3 separate regions of the Homo sapiens genome follow, and all the other regions are linked to region 2. A link is an interaction called in ENCODE POLR2A ChIA-PET data of the cell type or tissue named here. Cell type or tissue: PC-9. All regions are shown on one strand. Each heading gives the region's core, and the rest is flanking DNA. Links, peaks and the distances in the headings are about the cores only.

The links. ChIA-PET counts read pairs that join two places held together with the same protein. Peaks named below come from ENCODE experiments on the same cell type or tissue, not always from the same donor. Only the 100,000 strongest peaks of a DNase experiment are listed, where the experiment ranks them.
Region 1: POLR2A ChIA-PET joins it to region 2 with 54 read pairs; 12 of 35 experiments call an interaction of 5 or more read pairs at or near these places.
Region 3: POLR2A ChIA-PET joins it to region 2 with 11 read pairs; 11 of 35 experiments call an interaction of 5 or more read pairs at or near these places.

The regions. Positions count from the first base shown.
Region 1 is chr16:15,963,698-15,974,082 of GRCh38, reverse strand. The region is part of intron 1 of ABCC1 (ATP binding cassette subfamily C member 1 (ABCC1 blood group)); the gene reads right to left. Among named protein-coding and RNA genes, the nearest start is that of ABCC1, 19 kb to the right of the region's middle. RefSeq lists enhancers at 1,990-2,629, 2,630-3,268, 3,269-3,908. In PC-9, for the core only: no CTCF peak of the experiment used is centred there; a DNase peak (open chromatin) is centred at 6,962; H3K27ac peaks cover 3,091 bases.
Region 2 is chr16:16,040,841-16,051,225 of GRCh38, reverse strand. ABCC1 (ATP binding cassette subfamily C member 1 (ABCC1 blood group)) reads right to left here. Exons shown (of 31, transcript NM_004996.4): 8 at 6,546-6,776; 9 at 5,213-5,390; 10 at 2,923-3,084. Among named protein-coding and RNA genes, the nearest start is that of ABCC1, 96 kb to the right of the region's middle. RefSeq lists a silencer at 9,580-9,874. In PC-9, for the core only: no CTCF peak of the experiment used is centred there; a DNase peak (open chromatin) is centred at 5,665; H3K27ac peaks cover 4,128 bases.
Region 3 is chr16:15,951,778-15,962,162 of GRCh38, reverse strand. The region is part of intron 1 of ABCC1 (ATP binding cassette subfamily C member 1 (ABCC1 blood group)); the gene reads right to left. Among named protein-coding and RNA genes, the nearest start is that of ABCC1, 7.4 kb to the right of the region's middle. RefSeq lists enhancers at 2,977-3,477, 3,478-3,978. In PC-9, for the core only: no CTCF peak of the experiment used is centred there; no DNase peak of the experiment used is centred there.

The sequences.
Region 1 (10,385 bases), core at 4,552-9,551, 78 kb after region 2:
TATCATTTCAACCACTTCAGCTTCAGGGTCAATAAGCTGTGTCCTCACCAGTCTCTATAAGGGACATATCTTGAATTCATATGCACATTCTTTTTTTTGAGACAGGGTCTCACTCTGTCACCCAAGCTGGAATACGGTGGTGCAATCGTGGCTCACCGCAGCCTCAACCTCCCAGGCCCAGGTGATCATCCCACCTCTGCCTCCTGAGTAGCTGTGACCATGGCCATGCACCATCATACCGGGCTAATTTTTTTTTTTTTTTAATTTTGTGTAGAGACTGGGTCTCGCTATGTTGCCCAGGCTGGTTTCAAACTCCTGGGCTCAAGCCATTCTCCAGCCTTGGCCTCCCAAAGTGCTGGGATTATAGGCATGAGTCACCACGCCCAGCTCACATGAACATTTTAAACTGCATCACACGATTGCTGGAGATCTGATAGTATCTTGAGAATGGACCTTGAAAACCAACAAGCAGGCTACACCATTGCTGATAGTCACCCAGGAGAAAACACAATCACGATGGACATATTGCAGCATTACCCTAACATGGCTTGTATATAACTCCTGGCAGCAGGTGGATTGCGTCCATGCCAGGGTTTCTCAACTGCAGTACTACTGACATTTGGGACCAGAGGATTTTTCATTATGGAGCCCATCCTGTATTGTAGGATATTTAGCACACCCCCTGGCCTCTACCCACTAGACTCTAGGCGTGCGCTCCCTGCCCCATCGTGACAGCCAAAAATGTTTCCAGACATTGCCAAATGTCCCCTGGAGACAAAATCATCCAGAGTTAAGAACCACTGATAATAGGCGATTTAAAGAATATCTTTTTTTCTTAGTAGTGCTATATTTACTTTAATAGCTATTAAAGTAAGCACATAAATATAACCAACCTGTGACTTCAAAGACATTCTAAAGTGATATGAAACTTCCTTTTGCGATAACTTTGTTAAGGCTTAAAAAGTGAATTGATTGAAAGAAAAACATTAGCTGAGTGTGATGGCTCATGCCTGTCATCCCAGCACTTTGGGAGGCTGAGGTGGGCAGACGACTTGAACTCACAAGTTCAAGAGCAGCCTGGGCAACATGGTGAGACCCCATCTCTACAAATATAAAAATTAGCCAGGTATGGTGGTGCATGTGGTAGTCCCAGCTACTCTGGAGGCTAAGGTGGGAGGATAGCTTCAGCCTAGGAGGTAGAGGTTGCAGCGAGCTGAGATTGTGCCACCACACTCTAGCCTCGGCAACAGAGCCAGCCAGACCTTGCCTCAAAAAAAAAAAAAAAAAAAAAAAAAGTTAAAAAATAAGTACATGTTGGACAATATTGGCTGGCTTACTCAAAAGTTTCTCCCTTGCTGTTTCCTCCTAGAGAAGCATAAAACCAAATGCTCATTTTTCCTGCCTCCCTTGCAGCTAGAGGTGGTCATGTAATCCAGTTTCAGCCAAGGAGACATGACCAGAAGTCTGCAATGTGGACAGAAGAGCCTTTGAAGAAGGCTTGGACTTTCCTGAATAGAAAGGAACCCATGAGGCTGGTGCAATCCCTCCCTCTTCCTACCTTGAACCCAGATATATTGCCTAGGGCTGTAGCAGCCATTTAGGGGCCTTGAGGAAAAGACAAGAAAACAGCAGAGATGTCAGTCCTAACAACCCTGCATCACTAATCCAATGCCAGCAACTCCAAGAGGTACTGGAATTCCTGACATGTAAAAAATAAACAAATGAATACCTTTCTGCTTAGGCTGCTGAAGTAGGGCTGTTTCTTGAAGCCAGATGCAATCCTAACAGATACAAGGTAAGAGATAGATGTCAAAATCCTGAAGACTAGACTCAAATGACTGAGGGGCAAAACAGCTGGGGAAAGGGCAGGCTTTGAGTCAACCTGCTGGGTTTGAATACCGTGTCCACTCCTTGCTAGTGACATGATCCTGCGCATGTTTAACTGTGTCACAGATTCCCCATTTAAAATAAAAAGTCATTACAGCAACCACCCAGCATGACTGTGGGCCTGAAACAAGTTATGTGCAGAGAGGGCTGGGCATACCACACAACACAGAGTGACCTCAACGCATGTTATTTTATTTATAAAATCAACTCCTGGAGGTTCCGTCTCTCAGCTTTGGAGCCCCCCACCCTCTGTCTCTGTACAGGGGACCTTCTTCCTTCTCCCTTCCTTCTTGCCTATTAAACTCTCCACTCCTTAAAACCACTCCACGTGTGTCTGTGTCATTTTATCTAAACCGGCATGAGGACCAAGAACCCTGGTGTTCCCCCACTCATCGGAGCCGTATCATTTTGGTGTGTTGGCCAGGAAAGGAAATTATTTCATCAGACTGAAGCAATCAAACTCAAAATGGTGCTGTAACCTGAAGCACACATGGACACGCCATTCTTCCGAGGACCCTTAGATCCACCCCAGGAGGAGCCCTAGCTGCTGTTCCCCATTCAACGCCCCTTTTCACCAGGAAGTAGCCAGAAGAAGTCGTCGCCCAAAACCCCCTAACAGCAGTTAATGTGGCATCTCCACAGGGGGTAATGTAGGAGTTAAGCAATTATTTTAGGCAAATAGAGAGGAAAAGGGGTCCTTGGGAAATGTTTGGTTTTTAAAGCAACTCCGGAAAAGTTTCTTGTAAAGCCCCGGCTCTTAGAGCCAGGCCAGCAACCTTTGATATGCAAATGCAAGCCATTAGAAACTGGGTCCACCCAAACATGGCGATTCCCACAGCCTTCTTGCCCTTTCCCCACATGTTCCTAGCAACATGGCCGCCACCACACCTCCCCAAGTGTGCAGATCATGGTACCCTGCATTTGCATATTAAAAGGCTAGGTGGGAGGGCCAGCTTTTTCATGCGCTACGTGAAAGACATGCCTAGTCAAACCAATCCCCTGAGGCCTATGCAAATCAGACACTGCCTCTTCCAGCCTCTGTACATATACCTAGCTGCTATCTGTGGCAGCTGGGGTTCCCTCTCTCAGCTTTGGAGCCCTCCTCCGTCTCTATACAGGGGATCTTATTCTCCCTTCTTTCTTGCCCCTTCTTGCCTATTAAACTCTCTGCTCCTTTAAATAAACAAACAAACTCTTACCAAAGTCACACAAGCAAGATGGGGATAAGGCAGACTAGAAGTGATTAGTCATTGGTTCTTTCCAACACTTGAGAAGGAGTTGTCTTTAGGGACTGAGTTGAAGGCCAGGTATAATGGCTCACACCTGTAATCCCAACACTTTCGGAGGCCGAGGCAAGAAGATGGCTTGAGCTCAGGGGTTTGAAACCAACCTGGACAACACAGGGAGACCTCATCTGTACAAATTAAAATATATATATAATTTTAAAGAAATAATTGTGTTGTAAATATCCCTGTCTTAGAGCTAATGCCTAAGCAAGGAGGGGGGAAAGAAAGCTGCCAAGGCTTCCCACAGGATCCAAGTCCTACAGGCCCAATTCTCAGCCTCCTTCTGGTTCTTTTTCTCTTCCCTACTCTTTGACTCCAGCCACAGTGGCCTTCCTCATTAAGCCAGTGCTTCTGCACATGCATTTCCCACTGCCCAGAACATTCTTACCTTCTGCTTTTGCCTATACAGCAGAAACTGCTAGCTGCGCTCCAGTATCAACTCTCCCTCATCCCTGAGTAACATCTTCAGCTGGGTACATCCTGCTTAGAAAGGAAACTACATTTCCCAGCCTCCTTTGCAGCTAGAGGCACCACATGACTAGGTACAAGCCAATGGGATGTGACGAGGAGAGACGTAGGCAACCTCCAGGTTGTGCCCTTACTCTGCTTTCCTACTGGCTGCCATGTGGACATGGAGATGCATCATCTTGATCCATGCAGATGAGGACAGCAGAGCAACAAGATGGGAGGGGCCTGGGACCCTGATTATTTTGGGGACAGAGCTGCCACACCAGCTGGGATTTTTACATGAGAGAGAAATGAGCTTGTATCTTAACCCACTATATTTGGGGTCTTTGACACACATAGCCAAACCTGTATCATCAAACGGGTTCCCCACTTAAGGAGTCTCCTTTTTTCTCTCCAACCAGATGAAACCCCGCTATTGCACTCACCGGGCACCACGCAGCTCCCCTTCATAGCACTTCCTGATGATTATTCATTTATTTGGCCATTTCCCCAACAAGACTGGGGCTCAAGGAAGGCAGGGAACCATGCTCTGTATACCGCTCGATTCCCAGCATGGAGCCCAGGTAAGGGCTATGCAGGACCCTCAGAGACTGTCACCTGAATGGGACCAGTCAGGCCATGGGACCCATTCATGGGCACTGACCCTCGGAGATTCTACCTCCTGCAAAGAGCTCCTGAGAGGGTCTAAGATACCCACTCACCCAAGTCTTGCCTCGAATTTCCCCAGGACCTACCTGTACACAGAGGTTTAAAAAAAAAAAAGACTATGGGCTGGGAGCAGTGGCTCAAGCCTGTAATCTCAGCACTTTGGGAGGCAGAGGCAGGGGGGATCACCTGAGGTCAGGAGTTTGAGACCAGCCTGGCCAACATGGCAAAACCCGTCTCTACTAAAAATACAAAAAGTAGCCGGGCGTGGTGGCACATGCCTGTAATCCCAGCTACTCGGGGGGCTGAGGCAGGAGAATCACTCGAACCCTGGCAAAGGAGGTTGCAGTGAGCCGAGATCACGCTACTGCACTCCAGTCTGGGCAACAAGACAGAAACTCTCTTAAAAAGAAAAAAAAAAAAAAAAAAGACTGACCAGCTGCCTAAAGAGGAAACAATTATCAGCAATTACTCAGATCCATGTTACATTTCATCTGCAATTAAATATCAATTAACAAAAATGCATCATAATCAAGATGCACCAGCCCACGCAAACAAAAAAATAAAGACTATATGTTTTGTTTTGTTTTTCTGAGACAGAGTCTTGCTCTGTTGCCCAGGCTGGAGTGCAGTGCCATCATCTTGGCTCTCTACAACCTCCTCCTCCCAGGTTCAAGTGATCCTTATGCCTCCCCCTTCCCAGTAGCTGGGATTATAGGCAAGCGCCACCACAGTTAATTTTTGTATTTTTAGTAGAGATGGAGTTTCACCATGTTGGACAGCCTGGCCTTGAACTACTGACCTCAAGTGATCTGCCCACCTCGGCCTCTCAACGTACTGAGATTACAGGTGTGAGCCACCACACCTGGCTGACTGTTTTCAATACAAAAAAAAAAAAGAAAAAATATTAGCTGGGCATGGTGGTGGGCACCTGTGGTCCCAGCTACTCCAGAGGCTAAGGTGGGAGGATTGCTTGAGCCTGAGAGGTCATGGCTGCAGTGGGCCATGATCGTGCCCCTGCACTCCACCCTGAGCAACAGAGGAGATCCTGTCTCAAAATACACATATATATGTTTTTGTAGAATCCCGTTCTTGTTCTTAAAAAATACCATGTATTTATGGCTGGGCACGGTGGCTTAGACCTGTAATCCCAGCACTTTGGGAGGCTGCGGCAGGTGGATCACTTGAGGTCATGAGTTTGAGACCAGCCTGGCCAAAATGGTAAAACCCCATCTCTACTAAAAATACAAAAATTAGCTAGACATAGTGGTGCATGCCTGCAGTCCTAGCTACTCGGCAGGTGAAGGCTGCAGTGAGCAGAGATCACGCCACCTGCACTCCAGCCTGGGTAATAGAGCAAGACTCTGTCTCAAAAAAAAAAATTACTATATCTTTAGGATCTGTGGAGAAGAGAGGCTGAAAATTAAAAACATCAACCTGCCAATAAGATTGTCTCTAGAAGAGGCTGGCCATGGTGGCTCACCCCGGTAATCCCAGGACTTTGGGAGGCCGAGGTAGGCGGATCACCTGAGGTCAGGAATTCGAGACCAGCCTGGCTAACACAGCAAACCCTGTCTCTACTAAAAATACAAAAATTAGCCGGGCATGGTGGTGCATGGTACACACCTATAACCCCAGCTACTCGGGAGGCTGAGGCAGGAGAATCACTTGAACTTGGGAGGTGGAGGTTGCCGTGAGCCGAGATCACTGTACTCCAGACTGGGCAATGGAGCAAGACTCCGTCTCAAAAAAATAATAAAAGAAAATTATCTCTAGAAGGGATTTTCATGTTTCACTCATTTCTGCACTGTTTTCATTCTATACTGTACCCCTTATAACATCAGACAAGACAAAGAGTAGGAGAAAAGACGTCCCTTTAAGTAATTCAATCTCTACCATGTTTATAGTAACAGAAAACCTGGAACTTCCAAAATATGTATATGTCAGCAGTTCTCAGAGTTGTGATAGTCTGGCTTCACACAAATGCTATGATTTAGGTAGTTAAACAAGTTTTTTTTTTGTTGTTTTTTTTTTTTTTGGAGACAGTGCCATGCTGTTGTCCAGGCTGGAGTGCAGTGGTGCAATCATAGCTCACTGCAGCTCAACCTCCCAGGACCAAGCAAACCTCCCGCCTCAGCCTCCTGAGTAGCTGGGACTACAGGCATGTCCCATCATGCCCAGCTAATAATAATAATAATAATTATTATTATTATTATTTTGTAGAGATGGGGTCTTTCTGTTGCCCAGGCTGGTCTCAAACTCCTGGGCTCAAGTGATCCTCCCACTTCAGCATCACTAAGTGCTGGGATCAGACGACAGCAACAGTGCCCAGTCCAAGTTTTCTTAAACCTAAACTACAAATAAAACTGCAGAATGAATCTCCCCACATATCAGTCCAATTTCAGAGCTGAAACCTGATACCCATCTTGTCCAAGAGACTCACCCAGACCTGGCCACCCTACAGACAGATGCTCTATAACAACAGGGTGAATTAACCTGAATCGTCTATACTGATTTTCAAACCTAGGCTCCTGAACTTGGCCTCTTCACCCAGCATACACCTCCCTGGCTTTCTCTGGAGCTACAACATCTCTTCACCCCAGCCTCCTCCACCCCATCCCCATGGCCCTTTGGAGAATATAGAGGGTGTGACTCAGAGGTGAGCCTTTTCTCCAAACACTCCCCTACCAAGTATGCAGAGAACTGGACATAGGCCAGCTTTGTCCCAAGTACCAAGCGTCAAACGGCTCACTCCACGGATCTCAGGGGGCAGGGGACCAAAGTTAAAGATGAAAGAGCCCTATTAAACCACTGCAGGCCAGGCACAGTGGTGCCCACCTGTAATCCCAGCACTTTGGAAGGCTGAGGCAGGAGAACTGCTTGAGGCCAGAAGTTTAAGGCTGCAGTGAGCTATGTTCATGCCACTGCACTCCAGCCTGGGTGACAGGGCAAGACCTCATCTCTAAAAAAAATTAAAAATTAGCTGGGCATGTTGACAAGCATCTATAATCCAAGACACTCGGGAGGGTAAGGCAGGAAGATCGCTTGAGGCCAGGAGTTCAAGGCTGCAGTGAGCCATGATCATACCACTGCACTCCAGCCTGGGCAACAGAGTGAGTCTCTGTCTCTAAAAAAAAAAAAAAAAGAGAGAGAGAAAAGCAAACTACAATTGCAGCACTCAGAGAGATCCTGATCTAACATGCGATCCTGGGTTAGTAAATTAGTGAAGCCTTATCAAAGGGCTCGCAGATAAGCCAACCTAATTATAACTACTGGGTTACCCTTCCCAGTGCCAGACAGCTCCAATTTTCTTCCTGGCCACGGGTCTCCAGCCTTACAAGGCTGATGGAGGAACCCTAGAAAAGCCTGACTTTTTTTTTTTTTTTTAAGATAAAGTCTCTCTGTCACCCAGGCTGGAGTGCAGTGGCACAATCTCAGTTCACTGCAACCTCCGCCTCCTGGGTTCAAGCAATTCTCCCGCCTCAGCCTCCCGAGTAACTGAGATTACAGGTGCCTGCCACCACGCCAGCTAATTTTTGTATTTTTAGTAGAGATGGGGTTTCACCATGTTGGTCATGCTGGTCTCCAACTCCTGACCTCGTGATCCGCCCACCTCGGCCTCCCAAAGTGCTAGGATTACAGTCGTGAGCCACCGCGCCCTGCTGTGCCTGACATTAACATGCACCATCGTCCACTCTGAATAATAACCACAGCAGTAAGTAACCTTAGACCCTGCTAGAACGGTGAGCTGGGCCAGCTCACTTTTAGAAAATAAGACAATGGCTAGAGTGAAGCCTTTTCAGATGTTATTCATTCCACTCCTGAGAACATCATCTAAGGAAATAAGCCAATACGCACTCTACCCATGTGGTATTCAGGACAGTGTTTTCTTTAAAAGAAAAATAAAAATGACTGGGTATGGTGGCTCTCGCCTGTAATCCCAGCACGTTGGGAGGCAGATCACCTGAGGTCAGGAGTTCGAGACCAGCCTGGCCAACATGGTGAAACCCCATCTCTACTGAAAATACAAAAATTAATCAGGCATCATGGTACACATGTGTAATCCCAGCTACTCCAGCGGCTGAGGCAGGAGAATCACCTGAACCCAGGAGGCAGAGGTCACAGGGAGCCAAGATTGCGCAATGCACTCCAGCCTGGGTGATGGTATAAGATGCTGTCTCAAAAAAGTTAAAAAGGGAGAAAGGGGCTGGGCACAGTGGCTCATGCCTGTAATCCCAGCACTTTGGGAGGCCGAAGTGGGCAGATCACAAGGTCAGGAGATCAAGACCATCCTGGCTAACACGGTGAAACTCCGTCTCTACTAAAAACACAAAAAAATTAGCCAGGCGTGGTGGCAGGTGCCTGTAGTCCCAGCTACTTGGGAGGCTGAGGCAGGAGAATGGCGTGAACCTGGGAGGCGGAGCTTGCAGTGAGCCAAGGTCGCACCACTGCACTTCAGCCTGGGCGACAGAACAAGACTCCGTCTCAAAAATAATAATAAAAAAAAAAAAGGAGAAAGAAAACACAGCAACCCAAATGTCAAACCACAGATAATAATTATGTGATTATAGCCCACCAACACAGGGAACTATCGATTGGACATTTATAGGTTTAATTAAAAAGGTTACGTGGGTACATGGGAAAATACTTATTACAGTAAATAAAAACATAGGAGACAGTATGCAAGCTACAAATGCAACCTTGCAAAACTACATACTAGTAAGAACAAGACTCAAATGTTAATATGCCAATAGGAAAACAATAGCCTGTAACAAAATATTTATACAATACAGGTGATGGACAAAGAGGAAAGGTCCCACAATAACAAGAGCCCTTACAAACTAACAGGAAAAAGACAAACTAGTCCAGGCATACCCAAAAAGGACTCAGAAAGACACACTGAAAATACACAAATTGCTGGAAAATATGTTGCAGGATACATAGCTTCTAATTGTAATTGAAATGCAGATGAAAATATATTTTAGCTATCAAATTAACAAACTTTGATCCCAGCACTTTGGGAGGCCAAAGCCGGAGGATCGATTCAGTCCAGGGGTTCAAAACCAGCCTGGGTAACATAGGGAGATCCTGTCTCTACAAAAAATAAATTTAAAAATTAAAAAAAAAAAACTGGCAGAGTAATGATTACAACATAATCCATTTTGATTTAAATGTTATTTAAATTTATAAATATTTATAAAATTTCAAAGAAAAAATACAAGAATACATTGGTTATTGGTTAGCCCAAGAGATTACTGATATGGTCTGGCTCTGTGTCCCCACCTAAATCCCATCTTGAATTGTAATCTGAATTGGAATCCCCACATATTAGGGAAGGGACATCATGGGAGGTGATTAGATCATGGGGACGGTTCCCCCATGCTGTTCTCCTGATCCTTGCTATGCTTTAGCAAAGAGACTGGCAGCATTTTGACCCTGCCCTAGAGATCTGTGGAACTTTGAACTTGAGAGAGAAGATTTAGGGCATCTAGGGGAAGAAATTACTAAGCAGCAAAGCATTCAAGAGGAAGCAGAGCATAAAAGGGTGGAAATTGGCCGGGCGCAGTGGCTCACGCCTGTAATCCCAGCACTTTGGGAGGCCAAGGTGGGCAGATCACTTGAGGTCAGGAATTCGAGACCAGTCTAGCCAGCATGGTGAAATCCTGTCTCTACAAAAATACAAACATTAGCCAGGCATGATGGCGGGTGCCTGTAATCCCAGCTACTCGGGATGCTGAGGCAGGAGAATTGCTTGAACCCAGGAGGCAGAGGTTGCAATGAGCCGAGATCATGCCATTGCACTCTAGCCTGGGCAACAGAGAGAGACTCCATCTCAAAAAAAAAAAAAGTGTGGAAATTTGCAGTCTGACAATGTAAAAAGAAAAACCCATTTTCTGAAGAGAAATTCAAGCCGGCTGCAGAAACTTGCAAAAGTAACAAGGAGCCCAATTCCAAGACAATGGGGAAAATGTCTCCAGGGCATATCACAAACCTTCACAGCAGCCCCTCCCATCACAGGCCTAGGAGGGAAAAACGGTTTCCTGGGCTGGGTCCAGGGCCCCCCTGATGTGTGCAGCCTTAGGACTTGGTGCCCAGCCA
Region 2 (10,385 bases), core at 3,337-8,336:
TGCACTCCAGCCTGGGCAACAGAGCAAGACTCTGTCCCTTAAAAAAACAAAAAAAACAATAACAAGAACAAAAAAAAAAGACAGCCCCCACAACAAAGAACTGTCTGGCCCCAAGTGTCAACAGTGCTGAGCTCAAGCAACTACCATCTAAAACAAAACGTGATGTTAGACAATTTTCTTAACGGTTCATAAACCAATCCTGAAGGCAGTTCTAGAACAAATGTTCCAAAAATATTTTTCCCATAGTAGCACTTTTACAAAAGTGGACTCCCCAAGACACCTGCTTGAAAAGACACTTTATTTAGATTTTTTTTTTCTTCTAGAGACAGGGTCTTGCCTTGTCACCCAGGTAGGAGTGCAGTGGTGTGATCCTAGCTTACTGCAGCCTCTGCACTCCTAGGCTCAAGCAATCCTCCTGCCTCAGCCTCCACGGTAGCTGGGACCACAGGTAGGCACCACCATGCCCAGCTAATTTTTTTTTTTTTTTTTTTTTTTTGTAGAGACAGGGTCTCACTATGTTGCCCAGGCTGGTCTCAAACTCCTGGCTTCAAGCAATCCTTCCACCTCAGCCTCCCAAAGTGCAGGGATTACAGGCGCATGCCACCTATATCTGTACCCAGCCTATTAGACAATTAAATTCTGGTGTTTTTTCTGAGTTTTATTATTAGAAACACTTTACTCACCTTCTGCTCTACAAATGTACAAAAAAAAACCAAACTACAGCCAAATAAACCAGTAATTTTTTCTTCTTCCTTTTTCTTTTTTTTGAGACAGAGTCTCGCTCTGTTGCCCAAGCTGGTATGCAGTGGTACAAACTCAGCTCAATACAACCTCCGCCTCCCGGATTCAGGCCATTCTCCTGCCTCAGCCACCCAAGTAGTTGAGATTATAGGCATACACCACCATGCCTGACTAATGTTTATATTTTTAGTAGAGACGGGGTTTTGCCATGTTGGCCAGGCTGCTCTCCTGGCCTCAGATGATCCACCCGCCTTGGCCTCCCAAAGTGTTCAGATCACAAGCATGAGCCATTTCGTCCAGCCCTTCTCTTTCAATAACAGATAATAATTTGAGCTGTGCCCATTATGCATCAGGCCCTGCTGGGGTTGTACCCACAGAAGACACAAAAGTCAGCTGCTATATGTCTGCAAGTAGCTAACATGTTACCCTTCAAAGAGGAGGCAGTACACTGAGCATGCAAAAAAAACAAAACAAAACTATTTCAGGGAGTGGGCTGGGCACGGTGGCTCACGCCTGTAATTCCAACACTTTGGGAGACCACAGAGGGTAGATCACCTGAGGCCAGGAGTTCAAGATCAGCCTAGCCAACATGATCAAACACTGTCTCTACTAAAAATACAAAAAAAAAAGAAAATTTAATGGGCGTGGTGGTGTAAGCCTGTAGTCCCAGCTACTCGGGAGACTGAGGTAGGAGAATTGCTTGAAGCTGGGAGGCAGAGGTTGCAGCGAGCCAAGATGGCACACCACACTCCAGCCTGGGCAACAGAGCGCGACTCCATGTCAAAACAAAAACAAAACAAAAAAAACTATTTCAGAAAGTATTATTAGATGAGTTCCTATACTAAAGTTATTGGGACTCAAAATTCAAAAGAAGAAGTCCATCTAATTGAGAAGGGAGGGTAAATCAATGGAAGTAGTGTTTGTTACAGCCTTGGGGGATGAGCAGGCTTTCATCAATTAGGAAGAAGGAAGGAAAGGTACGTGGCAAAGATCCAGAGGTAGCAAAGCACAAGGCATGTGTTGTGCTATGAGCCTCTTTGCTTATCATTTTATTTTGGGAACTCTCCCTCTCCACATGGAAGGGCTGTCAATCACATCTCTTCTGCCATGGGAGAGGACATGTGACCCAGGCTGGCCAATGAGAGAACTCTGCCTCCTGGGCCACAGTGATTGGTTCACGGGTGTGAATAGGACCAAGCCAGGCTAATCAGAGTGCTCTCTGAGACTGACTCTGGCTGTGCAGAGAAATGCTGCCTTGTCTTTTCTCTGGCACCTTTATCTATCAGGATGTTATCAGCCCAAAGCTACGGAGCCATGTAGGGAAGTACCACTGAGAATGATGTTAACTCAGAGGACAACAGGGCAGTGGGTGAAACTGAGTACTGACAACATTGCTTGATCTCCTGGATCAATCCACACCTGAAGCTAGTCCCCAGATTTCTGAGATACATGCAGCCCCAAAGTTCCCTCTATTTACTTAGGCTACTTTTTTTTTTTTTTGGAATTGGAGTTTCACTCTTGTTGCCCAGGCTGGAGTGCAATGGCCCAATCTCGGCTCACCGCAACCTCCGCCTTCCAGGTTCAAGCAATTCTCCTGTCTCAGCCTCCCAGGTAGCTGGCATTACAGGCATACACCACCACGCCCAGCTCATTTTGTATTTTTAGTAGAGACGGGGTTTCTCCACGTTGAGGCTGGTCTCGAACTCCTGATCTCAGGTGATCTGCCCGCCTCGGCCTCCCAAAGTGCTGGGATTACAGGCGTGAGCCTCTGCAACCGGCCACTTAGGCTACTTTAAGACAGATTTATATCCCTTGCAATTGAGAGAATTTTGACCACCATAATTAGGGACTAATGAATAAGTGAGTCTGGTTAGCGTTTGGGAGGATTCAAGGGGAGAAATATGATGTGTCGTCCATTGTAGGGTAGTTAATTACTGACACTGTCAAGGAAAAGAGAAAATGAAAACGCCATGCCACCAAGGAGAACATCAACCTGACAATTCAGGAAAGGAACAAAATACTGAGGAATTGGTTAACAGGCTGGAAAATAAAATATGAACCACAGCCGGAACTGCCAGGGAGCTCTACATGCCATTACCATCAACACCCACTCCCTCGGCCCACTGCCCACACGTAGAAGTCCCTCCCTGCATGCAAAGGGAAACGGCGTTAAACACACACCAGCCACAGGAGGTAGAGAGCAAGGATGACTTGCAGGGGGGCTGACCAGATCATGTTAATGTACGTGGCCAAGTCCATGAACCTCTGAGCGTCCACAGACATGAGGTTGACAATCTCCCCGACCGTGGAGGATTTTCTGGCTGAATTGGTGATCACCAGGGCCTGTGGGACAAAGGAGAGGGAAGGTGGGTGAGTGTGGCAGCTGAAGAGGCCTGACTCTCCCTCCAGACCCACGGAGAGGAAGGAGACTCTCAGGGGCAGAAATGCCGCAGATCTCTCCTCCTCCCCTCCCGACCTATCTGTCTGCCCAGGACGCCTGTGTCATCTCAAAGCCCACATTCTTATCCGCGGTGCTCAGTGCCTCCCAACCTTGAACTCATCAGTTGGCAAGGGACCCTAGGTGTCCTCGAAACCAGGGCTTCGCATGCTTTAATGTGCACACATGCGGCCGGGTTTTTCTGGGGGGAGTGGTGGGGGGTGGGGGGAGTTGTTTTGGATTCTGCAAGTCTGGGGTGTGGCCTGGGATTCTGCATTTCTACGCTTCCAGGCTGTGTCAGTGCTACTGGTCCCAGATCCCACTGAAGGACTGAGGGTGTGGGCCAGGGTCTCTAATCCTTGGCATTCTTGACATCTGGAGCCAGATAATTCTTTGGGGGGCTGTCCTGCGCACTGTAGGAGTTTTAGCAGCAATACCTGGCCTCGACCCACTACATGCCCTCGCCCCCAGTTGGGACAACCGAAAATGCCCCCAGATATTGCCAAACGTGCCCTGGTGGGGGAAAATGTCCCTAGCCCTCAAACATGATTGCACACTATCACCTCGTGAGTTTTAAAAACACTAAGACATTAGCAGGCGTGGTGATGCATGCCTCTGGGCCCAGCTACGTGGTGGGCTGAGGTGGCAGGATCGTTTGAGCCCAGGAGGTGGAGGCTGCAGTGAGCCAAGATCATGCCACTGCACTCTAGCCTGGGTGACAGAGCGAGACCCTGTCTCAAAACATAAAAATAAATAAAAAACAAAAACAATGACACCTGGGTGCCACCACAGCAATCGCAATTTCACTGGTCTGGTGCAACCTAGGTGTCAGGAAGTTTTTTTGTTTTTTCAGACAGGGTCTCATTCTGTCACACAGGCCGGAATGCAGGGATGCTATCAGGACTCACTGCAGCCTCCAACTCCGGGGCTGAAGTGATTCTTTTAACTCAATCTCCTGAGTAGACGGGACTACAGGTACGCACCACCATACCTGGCTAATTTTTTTAAATTTTCTGCAGAGCCAGGGTCTTGCTATATTGACCAGGCTGGTATTGAACTTCCAAGCCTCCAGTGATTCCCCCACCTTGGTCTCCCAAGCTGCTGGGATTACAGGCATGAGCTACAGTGCCTGGCCTGCATCAGTTTAAGCTCCCCAGGTGAGTCTAATTCACAGACAGGCCTGAGAATCACTCCTCTAGTTCATCAAGTACCTGCAAGACTGTCTCTTCCTAACCTAGGAGCCAAGCAGTTTCCTTGACCTCGAGACAAAAAAAAAAAAAAATTTATAGGGATCAAGAAGGTAATTTAGGTCCTTTGAAATTGGATGTACACAAATGCCTGCTACATACTCTTACCATGCAAGGAATGTGCCACCTGCTCAGTTCAAATTAAGAGTGACAACAGGCTGGGCGCGGTGGCTCATGCCTGTAATCCCAGCACTTTGGGAGGCTGAGGCAGGCGGATCACCTGAGGTCAGCAGTTCAAGATCAGCCTGGCCAACATGGCGAAACCCTGTCTCTACTAAAAATACAAAAATTAGCCGGTCGTGGTGGCAGGCGCCTGTAGTCCCCGCTACTCAGGAGGCTGAGGCAGAAGAATCGCTTGAACTCAGGAGGCAGAAGTTGCAGTGAGCCAATATCATGCCACTGCACTCCAGTCTGGGGGAGAGAGTGAGACCTGGTCTCAAAAAAACGAAAAAAAAAGAGTGACAACAAGCTGAAACACAGAATGTTAACAGCAGAATGAGGATCCAAACTTGGATTTCCCCACAACAAGGGCCACTGATCCATCTAAGAAACTCAATTACTCACAGCTGATACACAAAGACATCTACACGCCCACCCTTGAAATCAGCTTTCCTAACGTACAATGCCTGATGCGTGCTGTCCCTGCCACCTAAGGTCACGGAAGCTACCCTCATCCTACTGCTCCAGAAGCTGGGCTGGAAATCCCCACGCTGGCCCCAGAGTAACCCAGGGCTGCAGGAGGGGATGTGGAAGTCGGGCCACATGCCAATGGCACAGCGTCCCCTACCTTCCGATAGACAGCCCCAATGACAGCGGTCTTGATCCTCATGCCACTGACGAAGCAGATGTGGAAGTACTGGTGCAGCACGAGGGTCTGCAGGCAGGCAGTGACAAACAGCAGCACGGTGTAGAAGTAGCCCTGCCAGTCTGGGGCCTTCGTGTCATTCACGAACTTGATGAGCAACCTGCAAAGGAGCAAAGAGAGGGCCTGGAATGACTTGTGACACGTGGGGGCAGGGAAGAGAGCTTCAGTGTTGGCACTGCAACTTTCTCCTGAGCCAGATGAGCTAGACACTATCACTTCAATTTCATAGATGGAAAAACAAGTCCACAGTGGTGATCTGGCTGTGCAGGTGACCCAAACTGCTCATAAAAGAGGCCTCTGCCTTGGGGTTGTGCACTAATTGCTCTAGCTATATCTCATCACCAGCAAGTCACCCAAAGGAATTGCATAGGGAACACGAGGTAAAGAGGTAGGGAGGAAAAGAGAAGGGATGTGTAGCCCCTGAGTCACAGAGCAGCAGAGAGCCAGGTAGGAGAGAGGCAACTTCCTTTCTGACTCCCCAGTTCCTGGTTGCAGTTTTTTGTTGTTGTTTTTATTCTTTTTTTTTTTTTTTTTTTTTTTGAGACAAAGTCTTGCTCTGTCGCCAAGGTTTGAGTTCAGTGATGCAATCAGCTTGCTGTAACCTCTGCCTCCTGGGTTCAAGCAATTTTTATGCCTCAGCCTCCTGAGTAGCTGGGATTACAGGCGTGCACCACCACGCCCGGCTAATTTTTGTATTTTTAGCAGATGGTTTTACCATGCTGGCCAGGCTGGTCTTGACCTCCTGACCTCAGGTGATCTTCCCACCTCAGCCTCTCAAAGTGCTGGGATTATAGGCATGAGCCACTGCGCCCAACCCTGGTTGCAGTTTTTTCATGAGATCTGCTGGCATTTCCTTGCTCTTGGTTTCCCAAGACAATGCCATATCCTCCCCATTTGGGTTTTAGGGGAGCCTAGTGGGTTTCTGTTACTTGCAAACGATGTGGTCTTCACTAATATGGTAATTAAGTAAAGCATAAAGTAAAGCTAGGCAGTGACCATGGCTCACATCTGCAATCCCAGCACTTTGGGAGGCCGAGGCAGGAGGATCGCTTGAAGTCAGGAGCTCGAGACCAGCCTGACCAACAAAGCAAGACCCTGTCTCTATTTTTTTCAAAAAAGCTAAAGTAAAAATGGAGACATCTGGCTATGAGCCCACTTCAGGACACAGCATGACCCCAGGGTTATGACTGATGCAACTGAAAGATCAAAGCCAAGGAGGGAAAATGGAGCCCACCTGGGAGGGAAGGGGTCTTACTTTAAGATCTGCGGCCCGGAAAACATCATCAGGTCGTGGATGGCCTTGAAGAAGAAGCTCATGAGGAAGTAGGGCCCAAAGGTCTTGTATAACACCTTAAACAGAGAGGGGTTCCACTCCTTCTGTGGGGACTTGACGATCAAAGCCTCCACCTCCTCATTCGCATCCACCTTGGAACTCTCTTTCGGCTGGGCAGGATCCTTGGAGGAGTACACAACCTTCACCGGCTGCCTGGAACACAAGGAGGTGAAGCCGTTGTGGGGTCTGCCAGAGATGCAGCCCCCTACCACAGGGACATGGCCAGGGAATGTCACCCTTCAGGGAAGGCAGAGTCAAAGACAACAAGCCCAGGGAAAGAGGCAGCTCAGCACAGTGGTTACAAACACGGGCTCCAGAGCCACGGGCTCCAGAGCCACCGGCTCAAGGTCTGGCTTGGCCACTGGCCAGCTGCGTGACTTCAGACAAGGTCCTTAAGCTCTCTGGGCCTCAGTTTCCTCCTCTGTGAAATGAGGATAAAAGTAGGACCTACCTCCAAGGTAGGTAAGATTAAACGAGTTGAATAAGTTAAAGACTTAGAAAACTGATGGCTCCAAACTGATCTAGAGTCAAGGCAATCCCCATCAAAAGCCCAGCTGGCTGCCAGGTAGAAATTATGAGCTAACTTTAAAATTCACATGGAAACTCAAGGATCCAGAACAGTCAAAACAATCATGAAAAATAAGAATCAAGTTGGAGGATTCACACTTCCTGATTTCAAAACAATACAAAATAACAATCATGGCCAGGAGTGGTGGTTCACACCTGTAATCCCAGCACTTTGGGAGGCCAAGGTGGCTGGATCACTTGGGGTCAGGAGTTTGAGACCAGCCTGACCAACATAGTGAAACCCCATCTCTACTAAAAATACAAAAATTAGCCGGGCATGATGGCAGGTGCCTGTAATCCCAGCTACTTGGGAGGCTGAGGCAGGAGAATTACTTGAACCTGGGAGGTGGAGGTTGCTGTGAGTGGAGATCAGGCCATTGCACTCCAGCCTGGGTGACAGAGCAAAACTCCATCTCAAAAAGAAAGAACAACAATAGGCTGGGCGCAGTGGCTCACGCCTGTAATCCCAGCACTATGGGAGGCCGAGGTGGGCAGATCACCTGAGGTCGGCAGGTTCAAGACCAGCCTGACCAAACATGGAGAAACCTCATCTCTACTAAAAATACAAAATCAGCCCGGCATGGTGGCACATACCTATAATCCCAGCTACTTGGGAGGCTGAGGCAGGAGAATCGCTTAAACCCAGGAGGCGGAGGTTGTGGTGAGCTGAGACCACACCATTGCACTCCAGCCTGGGCAAAAAGACTCAGTCTCAAAAAGAAAAAAACAAAACAAAAAAAAGAACAACAATCATCAAGACAGGTAAAGGGATAGGCATATATACATCAGTGGAAAAAAAAAAAAAAAAAAAAACAGTCCAGCCAGCCAGAGCAACACAGCAAGACCCTATTTCTAAAAAAAAATTTTTTTTTTGACTGGGTGCAGTGGTTCATGCCTGTAATGCCAGCACTTCGGGAGGTCGAGGCGGGTGGATCACTTGAGGTCAGGAGTTTGAGAACACCCTGACCAACATGGCAAAACCTTGTCTCTACTAAAAATATAAAAAATTAGCCAGGCATGGTGGCGGTTGCCTGTAATCCCAGCTACTTGGGAGGGTGAGAAAGGAGAATCGCTTGAACTCAGGAGGAGGAGGGGGTTGCAATGAGCCGAGGTTGTGCCACTGCACTCCAGCCTCAGCGCCACAGCAAGACTCTGTCTTAAAAAGCAAATAAATAAAATTGACTGTGATGATGACTGCACAACTCTGTGAACACACTAAAAATCAGTGAATTGTATGTTCTGCATACATGAATTGTGCGGTGTATGAATATCTCAATAAAGCTGTCACCAAAAAAGTAGTCTTTATCTTATAGGGATTTTTTTTTTTTTTTTTGAGATGGAGTCTTGCTCTATCACACAGGCTGGAGTGCAATGGTGCGATCCTGACTCCCTGCAACCTCCGCCTCCTGCGTTCAAGCGATTCTCCTGCCTCAGCCTCCCGAGTAGCTGGGATTACAGGTGTGCGCTACCACACCCAGCTAATTTTTATGTTTTTAGTAGAGACAGGGTTTCACCATGTTAGCCAAGCTGGTCTTGAACTCCTGACCTCAAGTGATCTGCCTGCCTTGGGCCCCCAAAGTGCTGAGATTATGGGCATGAGCCACTGTGCCCGGCCAATAGTTCGTTCTTGTACATCACTTAGTATTCAGTTGTGCAGATGTACATAACTGGTGCATCTGTCTGTTCACTTGCTAATAGATGTCTGGCTTACCTCCAGTTTGGGTTATCACAAAGTAGCTAAGAACATTCCTGTACCAGCCTTTTATGAACATATGTTCTCAGCTCTGTTGGCTGGATGCCTGGGAAGGGGGTGACTGGTGGTATGTTCACTGTGTCTAACTTAAAAAAAAAAAAAAAAAAAACTGCCAAACTCTTCCAGAGTCACAGAAGCATTTCACATTCATGCCAGCAGAAACCACAGTCCAAAATGGCCCTAAGCTCTGAGTGGCCATACACAAAAGAGAACATAAAACCACTACACACAAACCAATGAAGCACTGGGTTTTTAAATCCAAACAATTCAAGCAATTCTCATGCTTCAGCCCCCCTGTAGCTGGATTACAGGTGAGCGCCACCACACCCGGCTAATTTTTGTATTTTTAGCAGAGACAGGGATTCACCATGTTGGCCAGGCTGGTCTCGAACTCATGAACTCAGGTGAGCCTCCCGCCTCAGCCTCCCAACGTACTGCAATTACAGGCATGAGCCACCATGCCCAGCCACACCTGACTTTTGAGAAGGAGTCACTCATGGGTGAAGAGAGGTGGTAAAAGGATCCAGGAAGCCATGCAGAGCCCCCAGCCCTGGCGTCCATCACCTGATCCCCGAGCCTAGGATACCCAGCAGCCCAGAGCTGCACGAGCTGCATTCCTTTCTCTGGTTAACAAAAGGGATCTGAGTGTAAGGGGCCACACCAGGAAATTCCAGCCTAGGACAGGGTTTTCCTTCTCACTCTCTCCAGGTTCACAGGGGTTACAGGTGCCAGATCTGGCTTATGCCTCTGGGAATAAAGCAAGCGATCCGTCTACCAATGTCCCAAGTAAATGATCCCCTGGCTCCACGCTGAGGATCTCTAAACACCAAGGTACTCACAGAGCCAGACCCTTCTCAGGTGGCCCGCTTTCAAGCCCCAAGACCCAGTTCTCACCACATCCTCCCTGGCAAGATCAAAGTGTACAGATGAATAAATAAAACTTGTACAATTAAAACCTGCCCAGCATGTACTCAGGGCTAGGGCACAGCTTATCATATCATATATCTCACTGAATTCTCAGAAAATGCTCTGGGTGAAAAATGGAGGCTCCAGTCAGGCACAGTGGCTCACGCCTGTAATACCAGCACTTTGGGAGACCAAGGTAGGTGGACTGCTTGAGCTCAGGAGCTTGAGAACAGCCTGGGCAACATGGCGAGATATCATCTCTACAAAAAAAAAAAAAAAAAATTAGCCAGGTGTGGTGGCACGTGCCTGTAGTCCCAGCTACTAGGGAAGCTGAGGTGGGAGGATCACTCCAGCCTAGGAGATGGAGGTTGCAGTGAGCCGAGATCGTGCCACTGCACTCCAGCCTGGACAAAAGAGTGACACCCTGTCTCAAAAAATAAATAAATAAATACAATGGCGGCTCCCGGTGAGGCATGAAGGGACTTCATGGACAGCCCTTGAGGTTCCCACCCTGGTCTCCCTGCCTTCACTCTTGT
Region 3 (10,385 bases), core at 2,139-7,138, 88 kb after region 2:
AAGCCCTCTCACACACAGCCAAGCAACATGGGCCTGATCACTTCCCAGCTTGCTCAATTTTTCTGATATGGCAGGAAAACAACAGGTGCTTAATAAGTGCTGGTGGGCCCATTAGTGGGAGTATAAACTGCTGCAGTAACCTGACAATTAACTATCAAATTTCAAAATGCACATACTGTCAACCTAGCAATTTCCTGTGGGAAAATTTATTCTGCTGAATCATTTACATATATTTGCATACATGTGCCTTCAGTGCAGCACTGCTTATCACAGCAAGAAACCAGGAACTGGGAATGACCTTGATAGACACCAAGAGGGGAATGGGTGAATACATGGCTCAGCCATTTAACAGGCAAATGCGTGGCTTGTTTAAAAAAAAAAAAAAAAAAAAGTTGATTTGATTGGCTTTTACTTTCAATTTGCATGGGCTTAAAATGGCAAGAAAATCAACACTGGTTAAGTGAAGAGAACAAGAGACAAAACAGTATTTAAAATACCCAACTAGGGAGGGAAAAAATGAATATGTAAACATATACACACAAACGAACACGTTCTTGCACATACATTTGCATATACTTGAAACTTTTCTCGAAAAACACCCAAGAAACTATCATCAACAACCATCATCAATAACGGCTACTTCTGGGAACAAAGGGCAGGGTGGGAACATACTAAAACTTTTATTTTTCCCTTTATATTCTTCTAGAATATTCACCTTAAAGTATTAGCATCATCAACAAAGTTGCAGTACAAGATCTTCCTCCTGCAATCAGCCAGATCAATTCAACAACATCTTGTTTTAAAACAAGAGTTTTCTAGCAACCTATAGAAAGTCCTCTTAACCACAGGAAAAAAGTACCTCATCATCTTACGAACAAGCCTTTGGCGGAGAATCAAAGGCAACTGGGGAGTGGGGAAACCCAAGTTGGTCTTGATCACAAACGTTTCAGTTAAGGTTCTGAGAAAGAGAAGAGACTCATAAAACAAAATAAACTGAATTTTTAAGACCTGAGATTCAGCAGGGCGTAGTGCCTCATGCCTGTAATCCCAGCACATGGAAGGGCCAAGGTGGGTGGATTGCTTGAGCCCAGGAGTTCGAGACCAGCCTGAGCAGCATAGCAAGACCCCCATCTATTTTAAAAAAAAAAAAAAAAAAAAAAAACCTGCGTTTCATTCAAACATAAACAGATCAGAAGGTTCTTGCTTCTGCCAGGGACCATGCATTGTTCTACTTCCTTGCTGAGCTGGTAAGCGCCTTCCCTGGAAATTCCAGGACCACAAGCCATTGTGTTAGTGCTTTATGCATTTTGCCGAATGCTCCAGGCTAGATTTTTATGAGATGGGCTCTGCAGTTCCTTTGAGTTAAACTCCTCAATACTTTAACCACACCATGATCTTCCTCAAGGCCTATGCACATTCTCTTCCCACTCTGGGACTCCCTTCCCCCACATCCTTGCATGGCCAGCTTTGCCACTGAGCTCTGGGGTCAAACCTCACCGCCTCCGAAAGGCCTTCTGTGGACATCCCTCCGTAGTAGTTTGCACCTCACCCAGTTTTTCCCGGTTCAAGTCTTTGCAGCACTTGCCAGCATCTGAAATCATTTCCGTCACCCTCAGTGTAAACCCCATGAGAACATGGGCCTGGTCTGTCCTGTTCACTGTTGTATCCTCAGTGCCTAGAGCAGCAGCAGCACATAGTAGCTGCTCAATTAATAATGACTGAATAAATGAATGAATGAAAAGCAGTGTGGGAAGAACAATACAATGAACCCAGGGGTATCAAAGACCACACGAGGCTGGGCGTGGTGGCTCACACCTGTAATCCCAGCACTCTGGGAGACTGCTTGAGCTCAAGAGTTCAAGACCAAACTGGGCAACATAGTGAAACCCCATCTCTACAAAAAAAAATACAAAAATTAGCCGGGTGTGCTGGTGCATGCCTGTAGTCCCAGCTACTTGGGAGGGTGAGTTGGGAGGGTCACTTGGCCTGGGAGGTCGAGACTGCAGTGCAGTGGTACAATCAGCTAGGGCGACAGAACAAGACTCCATCCATCAATCAGTCAAACACCACACAAATTTCTTGTACTGGGAAGACTTAGACATCACACATATTCTCCAAACAAGTATTACCTAGGAGGCCAGTAAAAGGTACACTGAGGTTCCTCAGAGAGAAAACTCACAGAGAGGAAGATAAAAGCTCCATAAAAATCTCAATTACTACTTGAGGGTTACAGGATGCTAGCCTAGAGCCTCCCTCCCTAGACAGGTTTCTCAGAGAGAAAACTCACAGAGAGGAAGAGAAAACCTCCATAAAAATCTCAATTCCTGAGGGTTACAGGATGCTAGCCTAGGGGCACCCTCCCTGGTCATTAACACCCACTTTCCAGAACCTGGCAACCTCCCCAGGAGATGAATCCCACAGTTAAACTAAGGGGACACTTAAGTGGAATCTCAACTTTGTAATCGTCCACTTCTCCTGGGGCACTTTAAAATGAAGGAGTAGAGCTTCAAAGCTGATCTCTCAAGAAAGCCATTTTCGGCTGGGCATGGTGGCTCACGCCTGTAATCCCAGCACTTTGGGAGGCCGAGGCAGGAGGATCGCTTGAGCCCAGGAGTTTGAGACAAGCCTGGGCAACATGGTGAGACCCTGACTCTACAAAAAATACAAAAATTAGCCGGGTATGGTGGTGTGCACCTCTGGTCCCAGCTACCTGGGAGGCTAAGGTGGGAAGATAGCTTCAGCCCAGGAGGTCGAGGCTGCAGTGAGCTATGATTGTGCCACTGCACTCCAGCCTGGGTGACAGAGGGAGACCCTGTCTCAAAAGAAAAAAGAAAGAAAAAGAAAAAGAAAGCCATTTTTGTTTTCCCAGGGGAGAATGAACTGTCACAACTCCAACTGGGAAAATGGAAAAAGGTAAAAAGACACAGCCCTCAGTAAAAAAGAAACTGCCGCAAGTTTCTTCTCTAGCTAATTGGAGTTTAACCTCCTTAACGTCTCATTAAGCTTCTCCAAGGCAACCCCAGTAAGCCAATTACACTAGAATTTCGACAGCCCACAACCTCCTAGGGAAATGCAGGATGAGGAGGAAGGTCTTGCTCCATGTTTCTCCCCCATATTCCTCCACACCAGTGGCTGTGTGATTTCACACCCCAGGGAACATATGGAAACATCTAGAGGCATTTTCGGTTGTCACAACAAGAGGAGGTGCTACCAGCATCTACTAGGGGGTAGAGGCCAGGTTTGGGGCTAAGACTACGCTGCACAGAACAGCAACCAGGCCACAAAGAATGATGTGGCCTACATGTCAACGGGGCCGACACTGAGCAACTGTGCTCCATGTCCCCACCCGCAAAATACAGCTTCCTCAAAGGCCCCGTTCAACCATTCAGCCTCTAAGAGGTAAGTGCAGGTCCCCAGCACCACTCCACCCACAGGGATGCTGCCCTATCCCAGTTTTCTTGCTAAGCGGGGGGAAGCTTGCCTCAGGATGTCTGGCCATTAATTAATTTTGGCAAAATGTTTGGGCAAGTTTTCACGAGCTAGAGTTGTACTGACCACACTAAGAGCTGATCATCAAAGCTAGGCCTTACTTCGCCATGAAAATCTGAAGCCAACATACCAATCAGATGCTAACTTCAAGGTTGGCCTGCAAAGCAGGAGATGCCAACTCAGATACCAACAGGTGCCAAAGTGGGTTCCATCCATGCAAGAAGCAGACCAGGTGTGAGGAAGCACAATTTTAAAAAGGCAACAGGCCAGGCACGGTGGCTCATGCCTGTAATCCCAGCACTTTGGGAGGCTGAGGAACTCAAGTGATCCACTTGAGTTCAGGAATTCAAGACCAGCCTGGCCAATATGGAGAAACCCCATCTCTACTAAAAATACAAAAATAAGCCGAGTGTGGTGGTGCGGGCCTGTAATCCCAGCTACTCGGGAAGCTGAGGCAGCAGAATCACTGGAACCCGGGAGGCAGAGGTTGCAGTGAGCCGAGATTCCACTACTGCACTCCAGCCTGGGTGACAGAGCGAGACTTCGTCTCAAAAAAATAATATAAAATAAAACAAAGGCAACAAACATTTGGCCTTAAAATTAAAGCAACAACAGGGAGGGGTGGGGACTGCGGCAAACTGGAGCAACTCAGAAACGGACAGCCTCAGCGGACCGCTACCATGTATAAATGTGGGCCTGGGGCTAGCAGAACTTCTGATTTTTCAAGGGAAGCCAGAAATCCAGATGTTTCTGTGAAATCTGCCAATGAATAAACATTGTAGGGCGGGCCACAGTGGCTCATGCCTGTAATCCCAGCACTTTAGGAGGCCGAGGCGGGCGGATCACGAGGTCAAGAGATCGAGGCCATGCTGGCCAACATACTGGAAACCCCGTTTCTATCAAAAACACAAAAATTAGCTGGATGTGGTGGCGTGCCCCTGTAGTCCCAGCTACTGGGGAGGCTGAGGCAGAATTGCTTGAACCCAGGAGGCAGAGGTTGCAGTGAGCCAAGATCGTGCCACTGCACTCCAGCCTGGCAACAGAGCAAGACTCCGTCTCAAATAAATAAATAAATAAAATTGGAAATCACAGTCATTCCTATAATTAAAATCAAGCCAAACCAGCACAGTGGTGAGCTATATCTAACCCCTAGCTTGGAACTCATACCTCAAACACTCAAATTCTAATGTTGATTGAGCCCCCACTGTGTGTGAGACACTGAGTCCTGGGAAAAGAGGGGTGGACAAAACCCTGTTCTGACCTTTCCAAGATGAAATAGAAGCTGTTCTGCCAAGCACGGTGGCTCACACCTATAATCCCAGCACTTTGGGAGGCCAAGGCAGGCAGATCGCCTGAGTTCAGGAGTTCACCACCAACCTGAGCAACATGGCAAAACCCTATCTCTACAAAAAAAAAAAAAAAAAAAATTAGCTGGGCATGGTGGTGTGTGCCTGTAGTCCCAGCTACCTGGGGAGCTGAAGTGGGAGAATTGCTTGAGCTCAGGAGGTTGAGGCTGCAGTGAGCTGAGGTCGCGCCACTGCACTCCAGCCTGGGTGACAGAGCAAGACCCTGTCTCAAAAAAATAAAATAAAAAAACAAGCCATCTGATGAGAAAGCTGGAGGACTCAGTTTATCTGAGTGTTCATTCCAGACAGTTAAGTGATTATTTCATCCTTAAAATCCTTACAAAGAAGTTTCGACACCGCCCAAAAGCCACTGTAATACTTCATGTCATTCATTTATTCAACAAACAGCTGACCCTTGAACAACACACATTTAAACTGCACGGGTCCACTTATACTCAGATTATGCTTCTGCCTCTGCCATCCCTGAGATAGCAAGACCAACCCCTCCCCTTCCTCCTCCTCCTTAGCCTCCTCAACGTGAAGACAATGAAGATGAAGACCTTTATGATGATCCACTTCCACTTAATAAATAGTAAAAATCTCTCTTATGAATTAATCTTAACATTTTCTTTTCTCTACCTTGCTTCACTGTAAAAATACAGTATATAATATATATACAAGGTATGAGTTAGGCCAAGTGCAGTGGCTCACGCCTATAATCCCAGCACTTTAGGAGGCCGAGGCAGGTGAATAGCTTGAGGCCAGGAGTTTGAGACCAGCCTCGGCAACACAGCAAGCTCCCCATCTCTATCAAAAAACAACCAACAACAACAGAATTAGTGTTATCAACTGCTTATGTTCTCGGTAAGGCTTCCAGTCAACAGTAAGCTGTTAGTAGTTAAACTTTTAGGGAGTTGAAAGTTAGACCTGAATTTTCTTTCCTTTATTGTGTTTTTTTTTTTTTAGACAGAGTCTTACTCTGTCACCCAAGCTGGAGTGCAATGGCGCGATCTCGGCTCACTGCAGTGTCCGCCTACCAGGTTCAAGCAATGCTCATGCCTCAGCTTCTCAAGTAGCTGGGATTACAGGCACCCGCCACCACACCCAGCTAATTTTTGTAGAGACAGGGTTTTACCATGTTGGCCAGGCTGGTCTCAAACTCCTGACCTCAAGTGATCTGCCTGCCTTGGCCTCCCAAAGTGCTGAGATTACAGGCATGAGCCACCACACCTGGCTAATTTTTGTAGAGATGGGCTTTCACCATGTTGGCCAGACTAGTCTGGAACTCCTGACCTCAGGTAATCCACCTGCCTCGGCCTCCCAAAGTGCTGAGATTACAGGTGTAAGCCACCGCGCTGCATCCTAAATTTTCAACTACATGGGGCATCAGCACTCCTAACCCCTGAATTGTTCCAAGGTCAACTGTTATTTACTAAGCCCCAGGCACAGTTCTAGGTGCTGGGATTACAGCCGTAAACAAACACAGGCCAAAATCCCTGCCCCTATGGAGCCGATCTTTTGGTAGGAGTTTACAGAGTAGGCACAATACTTAAGCAAAATATTACGTGTATTAGAAGGCAGTAAGTGCTACTGGGGGTGTAGATGGGGGACAGAGATTTGCTAGTGGAGGGAAAGAACGGGATGCCTGAGGTGACACCTGAACAAAGTTTGAAGGTGAGGGACATAGTAGGTAGGAGAAACAGCAAGTGCAAAGGCCCTGAGGCAGGGACAGGCCTGGCCACAAGTGTGGCTGGAGGAGAGTGAGACAGAAAGCAGCCAGAGAAGAGGTCAGGGAGGCCAAGGGGACAGATGCTGCCCAGCCTTCGAGGCCACTGTAAGCCCTTTGGCTTGTACCCTCAAGGAACTACTGCAGGGTTTTAGTAGAAGAGGGACAGCTGGGCCAAGACTAGACTGTAGGGGTCAAGGGCAGAGTAGGCACAGCAGCGAACAGGTGGCTGTTTTCTTTTTTTTTGAGACAGAGTCTCACTGTCACCCAGGCTGGAGCGCAGTGGCGAACTCTCGGCTCACTGCAACCTCCAACCCCACTGGGCTCAAGCGATTCTCCTGCCTCAGCCTCCCAAGTAGCTGGGATTACAGGCGCCCACCACCAGGCTCGGCTAATTTTTGTATTTTTAGTTGAGACAGGTTTTCACCATTCTGCCCAGACTGGTCTCAAACTCCTGGCCTCAAATGATCCGTCTGCCTTGGCCTCCCGAAGTGCCAGGATTACAGGCATGAGCCACGGCGCCTGGACTGAGGTGACTGTTCAAATCCAGAAACTGGCCAACGATGACTCGAGCCAGAGTGGAAGTCGGGGAAGCCATGAAAAGCAGCCCGTTTGAGGCAACGGGCAACACGATTTGCTGACAGATGTGATAGGAATGGGAGGAGAAAAAGAGAAGTCAAAGCTGGAGACTGACATGGGAAGAGGAAGCTCACGTTCTTTAGGAACATGGTCAGTGGGAGACACCCACATAGAGAGATCAGTTCCTAAAAGTTGTGTCCACAAACAGAAAAGGTTTTCTTCCCCCCCATCTACCACCAGGTCCCAAAGGCGAGGCACCCCCTCCAGGCTATCACAAATGGAACTTGTCCTCGGAGAAAGAGAACACGACCCTTCAGGAGAGTCTTGGCCAAAGGGACCGGCTGCAGCTGCCTTCTGCAGGGCCCCTGTGGCTGCAGTGGCTCCATTTGGCCAAGGAACCCTGAATCCGCTCCTGATTGGCCTGAATCACGAACCCATTTGGACCAGGAACCCCTGAGTCCACTCCTGCCCAGGCCTCTCCCGGGTCACCCTCATCTCCTCCCAAAGCCATTCACCTTGCCACCTTGCACCCTGTCATGTCACCATCCTGGACCTCAGTGTCCACATCCACGAAATGGGGTGGGTGGAGAGGAGGGCCCCCCAAGATCTGACATCCCTTTCCACTCTAACACTCCATAAGGAAGGGAGAGAGGAAGGGTCTGGAAGGAGGGGCAGCCAAAAAGGGGGAAAACAGGCTGAGCGCGGTGGCTCACGCTTGCAATCCCCAACACTTTGGGAGGCTGAGGCAGGTTGACCACTTGAGGTCAGGAGTTCAAGACCAGCCTGGCCAACATGATGAAACCCCGTCTCTATGGGGGTTTTGTAAAGTTTTGTAAAAATACAAAACTTAGCCAGGCATGGTGGCTGTGCGCCTGTAATCCCAGCTACTCGGGAGCCTGAGGCAGGGGAATCATGTGAACGCAGCAGGCAGAGGTTGTAGTGAACCGAGATCACACCACTGCACCCTAGCCTGGGCGACACAGCAAGACACCATCTCAAAAAAAAAAAAAAAAAAAGGGTGGGGAGGGGAAAACAGAGGAAGTAGGAGAAGGCTAAGGGATGGATTTGAAAACCAAAGCCACACTTGGAGGAGGGGAAAAATTGGCTCGTCGTACACTGCTGTTGAGCCAAGGGGAAGAATTAAACCAGGGATCAGACTGACTCCAAGGCCCAGACCTAGCCCCAAGAGGAATTCCTAATAGCTTCTAAGATATTCTTCCTTGGCGGCTAAGTCAGATATTCAGGGGGTTACTGAGTTGGTGGATGCCACAGAGCATCTCAGAGGTGCACATCAACCCTGGGACCAGCTCACTCCATCGACGGTGACACACACCTGCAGCTTCCTTCTGGTCTTCTCCAGTGGCAGTTGGTGCAACAGCAAAAATTAACTGGAGAATTCCAGGTGGCAACGACCACTGATCTTTACTGAGCGCTGTGTGCCAAGCAGCAACATTTTAAGTCCTTGCTAAGGATTAACTCACTTATTCCTCAAGTCACCGCTATTCACTAGGTACTACGTTATCCCACATAGGGAAACTGAGGCACGGAGAGATGACGTAACCTGCCTCAGCAGCAGAGGCGAATTTGCTCTGAGCCACCACACTATACTGCTTAATACCAAGTTGTTTCCTCTGCTTTTCCATAATTTCCAATTTTTCTACACAGGGCCTGAAGCACAATTTTTTTTTTCTTTTGAGACAGTCTCTCTGTCGCCCAGGTTGGAGTGCAGTGATGTGATCTCAGCTCACTGCAACCTCTTCCCAGGTTCAAGCAATTCTCCTGCCTCAGCCTCCCAAGTAGCTGGAATTACAGGCGTGAATCACCAGGCCCAGCTAATTTTTGTATTTTTAGTAGGGATGGGGTTTTGCCATGTTGGTCAGGCTGGTCTTGAACCCCTGACCTCAGGTGATCCGCCTGCCTTGGCCTCCCAAAGTGCTGGGATTACAGGCATGATCTACTACACCCGGCCCTCTTTTTTTTGAGACAGGGTCTCAGTCTGTGGCCCAGACTGGAGTGCAGTGACCGTGATCTCAGCTCATTGCAACCTCCACCCCCACAGCCTTCAAGTGATTCTAGTGCCTCAGCCTCCCTAGTAGCCGGGACCACAGGTGCCACACCACCATGCCAGGCTTTTTTTTTTTTTTTGGTATTATTAGTAGAGACGGGGGTCAATCCATGTTGCCTAGGCTGGTCTCGAACTCCTGACCTCAAGCAATCCGCCTGCCTCAGCCTCCCAAAGTGCTGGGATTACAGGCGTGAGCCACTGCACCCGGCCTGCTTTTTTTTTTTTTTTTTTTTTTTTTTTTAATGAACTCACAAAAAGTCCCAGGCCCATTTTTCCAACCATCATGCCAATATCAACCACAAAGCAGCGCCTCCTACCAGTCCCACCCCCATGAGAAAAGAAAGCCAAGGGCTGCTGTGACCTGTCCTCAGGCCCTATTTTCCGTTTTGATAGCAAAGTTCTCCTTTTCTCTTCCCAGAGCATCTGTCTGAGTAAAGGTCAACAGAACACTTATCATGGGCCATTTCCATCTTCTGGGTTTTCTGGACATTTCCTGCGGCTCAGAGGCAGACAGTAGCCCAGAAACAAAGCTCTGACAGAGTCACCCGAGGCCCACTGACCTTGACTTCTAAGCACATGACCTTGGTCACAACAGGAGCCAGGCACGGGTGCCTCACTGCCTTTTCACAGCCCAATCCCATCTCCACCAGCTGAAGAAAAGGGGAATCCAAAGGAAGAACAAGGAGCTTAAAACACACAACTTCATCTTTGGAAAAAATAATATTTAATACTAACCATTGTTTATCTCCGTGCAGGGCACAAGCTGAGCCACTTACAAGATTAACTCATTGACCCTTCGCAACAACCCAAGAAGGCTGCCACATTTTTGGCTCCTGTCCAATTTTAGAGATGAGGAAAGTGAGGCACACAGAGGGAAAGTGGCTTGCTCAAGGTCACACAGTTATCTGACTGCCTGGGAGGCCAGTCGCTCCTGGCCTCGGACACGCTACCTTGAAAAACACAAAAACAGCCGGGCACAGAGGCCCATGCCTGTAATCTCAACACTTTTGGAGGCCAAGGCAGGAGGATCGCTTGAGCCCAGGAGTAGGAGACCAGCCTGGGCAATATAGTGCGAATCTGTCTCTATAAAAAATACAAAAATTAGCTGGGCGTGGTGGCACACGCCTATAGTCCCAGGTACTTGGGAGGCTGAGTTAGGAGGACCACTTGAGCCGGGGAG